Linked DNA regions of Homo sapiens: region 1 is linked to region 2. A link is a contact called in ENCODE Hi-C data. All regions are on one chromosome and are shown on one strand. Each heading gives the region's core, a stretch centred on a gene start or an enhancer-like site at or near the end of the contact. The rest is flanking DNA. Distances are from core to core; before and after follow the strand shown. Region 1 holds the start of GCA (grancalcin). Region 2 holds the start of MARCHF7 (membrane associated ring-CH-type finger 7).

Evidence for each region. A loop is a pair of places that touch in the nucleus more often than their neighbours do. Pooled maps may share reads with other maps.
Region 1: a map of B cell shows a loop between it and region 2 (18-fold over the local background). The contact joins the promoter of GCA here to the promoter of MARCHF7 in region 2. A Hi-C loop is called at or near these places in 2 of 168 maps with a recorded cell type or tissue (B cell and CD4-positive, alpha-beta memory T cell) and 6 of 50 pooled maps.

What each region holds. Positions count from the first base shown.
Region 1 is chr2:162,342,837-162,346,065 of GRCh38, reverse strand. It overlaps GCA (grancalcin), which reads right to left and starts at 1,934. Exons shown (of 8, transcript NM_012198.5): 1 at 1,791-1,934. The coding sequence starts at 1,817. RefSeq lists silencers at 1,628-1,707, 1,948-2,097 and enhancers at 2,126-2,295, 2,148-2,377.
Region 2 is chr2:159,710,719-159,714,134 of GRCh38, reverse strand. MARCHF7 (membrane associated ring-CH-type finger 7) reads right to left here and starts at 1,629. Exons shown (of 12, transcript NM_001282805.2): 1 at 1,529-1,629. It also overlaps a transcript of BAZ2B not described here. RefSeq lists silencers at 1,031-1,150, 1,671-2,180 and enhancers at 1,341-1,620, 1,388-2,054.

The DNA of each region.
Region 1 (3,229 bases), core at 685-3,184, 2.6 Mb before region 2:
TAAAAAAAAGAAAATAATACAATTTTTATAAACAATTCTTAAAAGAAGAAAGTAAAAATCTATTGGAAATGCATCTCCTACAGAGATAAATCATGCACTTAATTAGATAAAAGTATACTATCAAAACAATTAGGTCTAGCAGCTGACATTTTATATTTTGTTAAAAGAATATAAGAAACATTAATAAGGCATGGGTTTCCTTTAACAGGATTTATAAACGTCTCAACTATCTTATTAATATTCTCCTACTAAAGAAATCATGTAAGTTTTATCCCAAAATTTTATCCAATGTATCTTAAAATATTTCAATTACATTTTTTAAAATCAGTGCCTCTAATCTATATATTGCTTCAGCTATTGAGGGTACTTCTCTTTCCGGCGATTAATAATGAGCATGACAACAGCTGAAAAGAGTTGTTTATTTTAAATTCATGGAAAAGGGGATTTAAATATTCAAAACACATACAGACGTTCTCTTTATTGTGTCGTGGAACTCTCCATCAAATTCAAGCACTCTGACAAAAGTGGGTAAGGAAGCACCAAATTATTTGAATGAAAATGTATTACTCTTGCCACCTCACTCTACCATACATATATGAATTCAGAGCATACCAAGAGGAGTAAATATACAAACTTCTAACAGATAGCTTCAACCAAATGAAAATACGTATACGCTAGGGACGTTTTTAAAGACCCACAGGTTTATGCTATCTTGATTAATCTTCGAAGGGGCTTTACTTTCCTTAGGTACCTTAAACTTCCTTCCTAAATTTAAGGACTGAGGAGGCATAGGCATTACAAAGTGGACGGTGCCAGAGGGGATTGAGGCAAGTCTTAAGGAAAGCAAATCAATTTTAGGAACAAGTATGTGTGGAAGTTGAGGACCTGGAAATTCATATCCTAAAACAACAACAACAACCACAACCACAACCACCACCACCACCACCACCACCACCACCACCACCACCACCATGAACTCCAAGGGGTAGGAGTAACTCTTTTGAAGACCACAACCATAGCCCAAAGTCAAGTCCTATATTAAAATCAGTAAAACACAATTTCTCTTTTTAGGTAAAAAACAAATAGAAAATATATTATATTCTACCCACACCGCAATGGATCAAACTACTGTTAACTCTGTTAACACAGCGTGTAGATCACTGACATCGATACTAAAGGTTTGGGCTCCTTTCTGAAAAGAAGGGGCTAGCCACCAGGACTCTACGATTATAACTTGCAACTCCCAAAGGTGATGCAGGATAAAAGTTATAACAAAGAGTAACTTCCCCCCGCCTGGGGGCGAGCGGGGGAGTCTAGAACAGATTGCCCTTCGTATAACAGTAAAGATTAGGAGTTATTTACCGTACACCTTAATTTATTCATAAGGAACTTAAAGAACAAGAAGTGGTCAGGAAATTCAAAAAGAGGATCTCTAGCAACACTGAGTGGGGGGCGGGGGAGGGAAGTACCACAAACGATTACTGGAACAAGAAGAGGGTGGCTTGTTCCTCCATTCCAGGAAATAAATTTCCAAACACACATTACTCCCTCGGCTCCACCAGGACGCTCCTCGAGGGTCCTCAACGACCAGAAAACCTGCGGCTCCAAGTCAGCCCAGGATCAATGCTCGCCCAGGCCCTGGCCCCCAACAGCCCCGGAATCCGGCGCCGCCGAGTACCAGGCGCGGACGCAGGGAGCAGGAGCCAAGGGCGGACCCGCACGTTGGCACCGCCCCCGGGGGCGCCACACCCCGCGAGGAAGAGGGACACGACCAAGCGGCTGGGACTCACCCCTCCTCCGTATCCCGGGTAGGCCATGACGAGCGGGACGAGCGGAGCGAGCGTCACCCTCGAGTCGCGTCCGCAGTGCTGGGAGAAAAAGCACAGGCGCAGGTGCAAGGAGGCGCAGCTGCAGGTGAGGCTGAAAGGCGCACTAACCGCACAGTTCACTCCTCCGAACCCGCCCCCTTCCGCAGGCCAGCCCCGCCCTGCACGGTTCCGATTGGCTGAGTCCCACACTTTGGAGCCAACTCAGCTGCAGTCCGCCCCTTCCCGCAGCCTAGCCCCACCCATCTCTGCCCTGATTGGCTACACCCCATCGGGAGCCCTCCAGTCCCTGCTCGACTCTTACTGGCTCCCTCAGGTTCTCGCGCGCTCTCCTTCTAAATCCCGAAGAAGCCTTGGCTGCTGCAACGGAATTCCCACTCTCTGTGGAAAGGTCTTCTACAAGCCTTCAACTCCTCAAGTTACTTTTCTTTCTAGAAACCCCAAACCGGCAAGTCTGTGACTTATTTTAACCAGCCCTCCACGCTTTTGAGCTGGACTTCAAAGACCCATCTGTGAATTTCAAAATTTTGCAGTTACATTTACTTTTGTGTAGTGTTGATGTCACATCAAAACTTTGCAACCAGGACCACACCTGTGGTCCAGGAGGAGTGCTTCTGCGCCAAAACCCACTTGAGGCCACATTGGACGAACAGGTTATTGATTCTGTTTGGTAGATAAATGGTGACCTGAATTGTGGCATGTTGGCAAATAAACAGGATATCTAGTTAAAGTTGATTTCCAAATAAACTTTTTTAGTGTAAGTATGTCCCAAATATTGCACAGGACGTGAACATACACTAAAAACTTATTTGCTGTTTATACACTGATAATATAGACGGTGTCCTGTATATAATCTGACTCAGCCTTTGGGCAAACTCTTGTTAAATGTTCAATTACTTTGGCTTATTAAGTAATAGCAATGGACAAGTCTGATTTATCTCTGGAACTCAAATGAATTTTGTAGCTCTGACTTTAAAAGGACAAGGCAGCTGTAGCTTTGGCTTATGAACAAATGAAAAAACCAAATGATATTATTTTGAGTTATCTCTGAAGAACAAGAGAAGGGCTAACATGTTTCTTAAAAATAAGGCTATCAAAAAAATGTTAACTATTCACAAAGGAAATCAGCCTTGCAGAGCTGAGTATCTGTTGTTCAGCTATGCTACAGAAGAGGATGTTGGACCTTGTGAAACAATTCTCAGAGGAAACAGCAGAGAGAAAGGAAGATTGCCGATGTCCTAGCTACTCTTGGGAAAGTGTCTGTAAGTTCCTTCAATGCTGTAAGAAATACTTAAGCCACTAAGGTTAAATTATTGGCATAAATAAATAGAGGGGAAGGGTAAAACCTACGTGGCAAAAGGGAAAAATGCATGGCTTATGAAGGTATCAAATGATAAAGCGCT
Region 2 (3,416 bases), core at 380-2,879:
GCGGACTAAAAATTGGCTACATGAGAGTCATGGATGACTTTTGTGTCCAAGTTCGTTACCTGACACCTTCATGTAGAACATAACCTGGGCATCCTCGTGCTTTATCTGGGAAAATAGCCCTCTTCCAGGTGGCAGAAAAAAGAAATCATTTGTACTTGAATAAGTAGGAATTCTTAATTCAAGACACCTGACCCAGCACTAAACTTGGAAAAAAACCAAGACTAGTATTATGTCCCCTAGTGACTGCTTCACACACCACCTCAGCAAATTTAATCCTCTCTAGAAATTAACTGCCATGTTTCTGAGACAATCTCGTGAACTTAAATAACTATGGCAAAAATCAAGACTCAAACCCAGGTCTTCTGAGTCTGGTGCTACTGCCTCATGCACCAGTCCTGTCTCCCAAAATGCTGTAGAGCTGTTAAATAAAAATATTATACTGACCTCATTTCTCAAACAAACTTTTTGCTACCTCAAGTAAAAGATCTAGTTACACTACATGTGTGCCTTCTTAATAACTGTATACTATTGGATTTTTAAATCGAAAATTCATCTTTAATCCTACATCTTGGTTCTGGACAGAAAGGTGGAGATTTAAAATAACATGTAATCAGAAAAATAGCTAATCAATCCTACAAAATGGGGGAGAAAACCTCGCCAAATTTCAGTTTTCACACATTTAACTAATAGTAACAAACAACATTAGTCGTGACGAATTTATTACCCAGATAGACTTTCCCAATATATTTACTTTGGTACTTGAGAAAAAGTATTAAGTGCAGCATTTTGGGGTGAGGGGGTGGACACACATCTTCAATACGCAGTTTCACCAAAATGAGGGAGTTTCCTACTCCCGGCGCCTTCTATATTTTTACTTCTTAGGCCAACAGGTCCATTTTTAATACAATCACCTACTTCGAGTTGCAGAACCCACAATTCACCACAACACAAAAATAACTCTCAGGGCGTCACGATATTCAAAAACTGACGTTACCAATAAGACAATCTTGGCCGAATCTAAGGGGCTACCGAAGTCACTTCGACTCGAGGCCGGGCTGGCCGAGCCGGAGCCCTGCCCGCCTTTGCCCCGCGCTCACCGGCGAGCTCACGCGCGACACCCGCGGCCCGCAGGGCTCCGAAGACCCCCCGCCCCACGGCCCAAGAGGAGGCCGCCCCGCGCCAAAGGAGGGCTCAGGCTTCTTCCCGTCACCCGCCACACGTCCCTGAGGAAGACACACAATCTGTCCCCTGCACCCGCCACAAACTCCACCACCCGACCAAAGGCCCCTGGCAAGGGAGGCCTGCGCTGTGGCCCCTTGGCCCCGGTGGCCCCGGACCAAGCTTCTCCACCTCATCCTGAGAGGAAGCGGCCTCCGCGTCCCCAGGCCTCTTCGTTTCCTCCCCTCCCCCACTCGCGGCCTGGTCCCGAACTAGCGCCCAAGACGGAGAAGAACTAGCTCCGCAGCTCATTACCCCGGCTCCTGAGCCGGCACCGACCAGTGCGCGTCCCACTCGCAGCAACACGCACCGCCGCCTTTCTCCTTGGAGTTCTAGGCCCGTGACTGAGGAAATGCAGTCGGCAGCGAAGCACAATGGCGCCCGCCCCTCTCCCGGATCCGGCGCAGAACCAGCCACCACCGTTAAGTGCCCCTCCCTGCTCCTCCTCCCCCCACTTCGCGGACTTCCTGGCTTCTCGCGAGAGTGGCGGCGCGGCGGGGACCGAGAGCTGCGGGCGGGCTGGAGGTACCCCACCGCGGGGTGGTGCTCTGACTGCGGGAACCGTTGAAGAGCTGCCCCCGGGGAGTCAGCGAGGCGCCACTGGTAAGCGGCAGCGGCTGGCTGGCCGGCGTGCCGGCAGCTGGGCTGGCGAGTGTGCGGGCGCCGGGCGCTGGAGGCCCGGGCCGGGGCGGTCCCCGCCCGTCTATAGTCTCTGAGCCAGCCCCTTCCCTCCCGGGCGCCGGGTCCCCGCCCACAGGCCCACCTGCAGGGCCCCGTGCTCGAAATAACGCCCAGCTGGTTGGCTTTTTTTTTTTTTTTTTTTCTTTTTCTGGCTCTTGGTAAGTGGCGCAGTGAATGTTGAATTGAATCAAGCACTGCCTTTTCCGACCTACCCCTCCCCGCTTGCTTCCCTGCCCGCCCTGTGTGATCTAACTGCAAGCCCTTTCCCTTAAGAGTTGGAGCCTGTTTGTCCAACCTTGTGATCATTTCCTTGTGGTAAGAATCTTGGTAAATGATGGTGATCATGTCTTTTAAAATCGTGATAGTAACCTTTAATAGCGTAGCCATCGATTTTGCAGTAAACAAATTCACCTATTTAGAAAGAGGGAGGAAAATTGTGAGGTGAATGGTCTGGTGAATATTAGATGAAACTTTCAAAGAACTGTAAATGTGGCAAACTAAGATGTAAATGAGTACTAATAAATAAAAGGGAGTAGGTTAGGGAAAAGCTACATCTAACTATGTGTAAATATTTAGATGATATGTTGATTTGGAATAATGAATCAAAAGTTTTTTAATGGAAAAGATCAGTTATTGAAACTTGGAAGAATACTGAAAGGCACTTGATTTTTTTTAATGACCTATTTTGTTAAGGTATTAAAAGCAATCCTTTGGATCCAAATAATTCCAATAAATGAAACACAGTGTTTCTACGTGTTTGTCATTACATCGGAAGGGAATGGAGTATCAGTCACTATCATCCTTATTTTATTGTCTTGGGGACTAACAGACTGTACATGTTTCACTATGATAAATTCTAAAATACTATAAATTTTAAAGACTTAAAGGTATTTTAAGTTGGCATGTAAGTGCCAATCTAACTTTTAGGATATGAAATGAAAATAAGCATCTGGTATGGGATAAAGTGAACAGAGATTACTTTTGAGGAAATTAATTTGCCCTTTAAAGAAAAATAATTCTTTTCCAGCCTGTTCGAGTGCCCCTGCAGCATTGTGGTTATAGATACACGGATGTATACACCCTGAAGAACCAGACTATATGGCTTCAAATTCCACCCCTGCCTCTTACTACCTTTGTTATCTCAAGCAATTCCTTAACCTTGCTAAACCTAGGTTTCCTGTAAAACGGGGTTAATAACAGTACCCATGCTCTGTAGCATTGTTTAGATGAGATAACACGTCAGTTCCTGAAACAAGTAAGCATTCCGTAATTGTTAGCTATTACATTCCATGTCTAAACCACCAATAATATTGTTTCTTTCTGTGACTTAATATTACATAGGTCTCTTAGACATCTTCTCAAGATTATGCTAAGAGAAATGACTGCACCCTTTTCCTGAGCTATGGCAGTCAGACCTGGCAGTGGTAACTACTCTACAGAACTCCCAAACCTGGCAAGGATGGTGCAGATTTTGGCAGATTATGGCTTTGTCCCCACCCAGCACTGATGATATTATA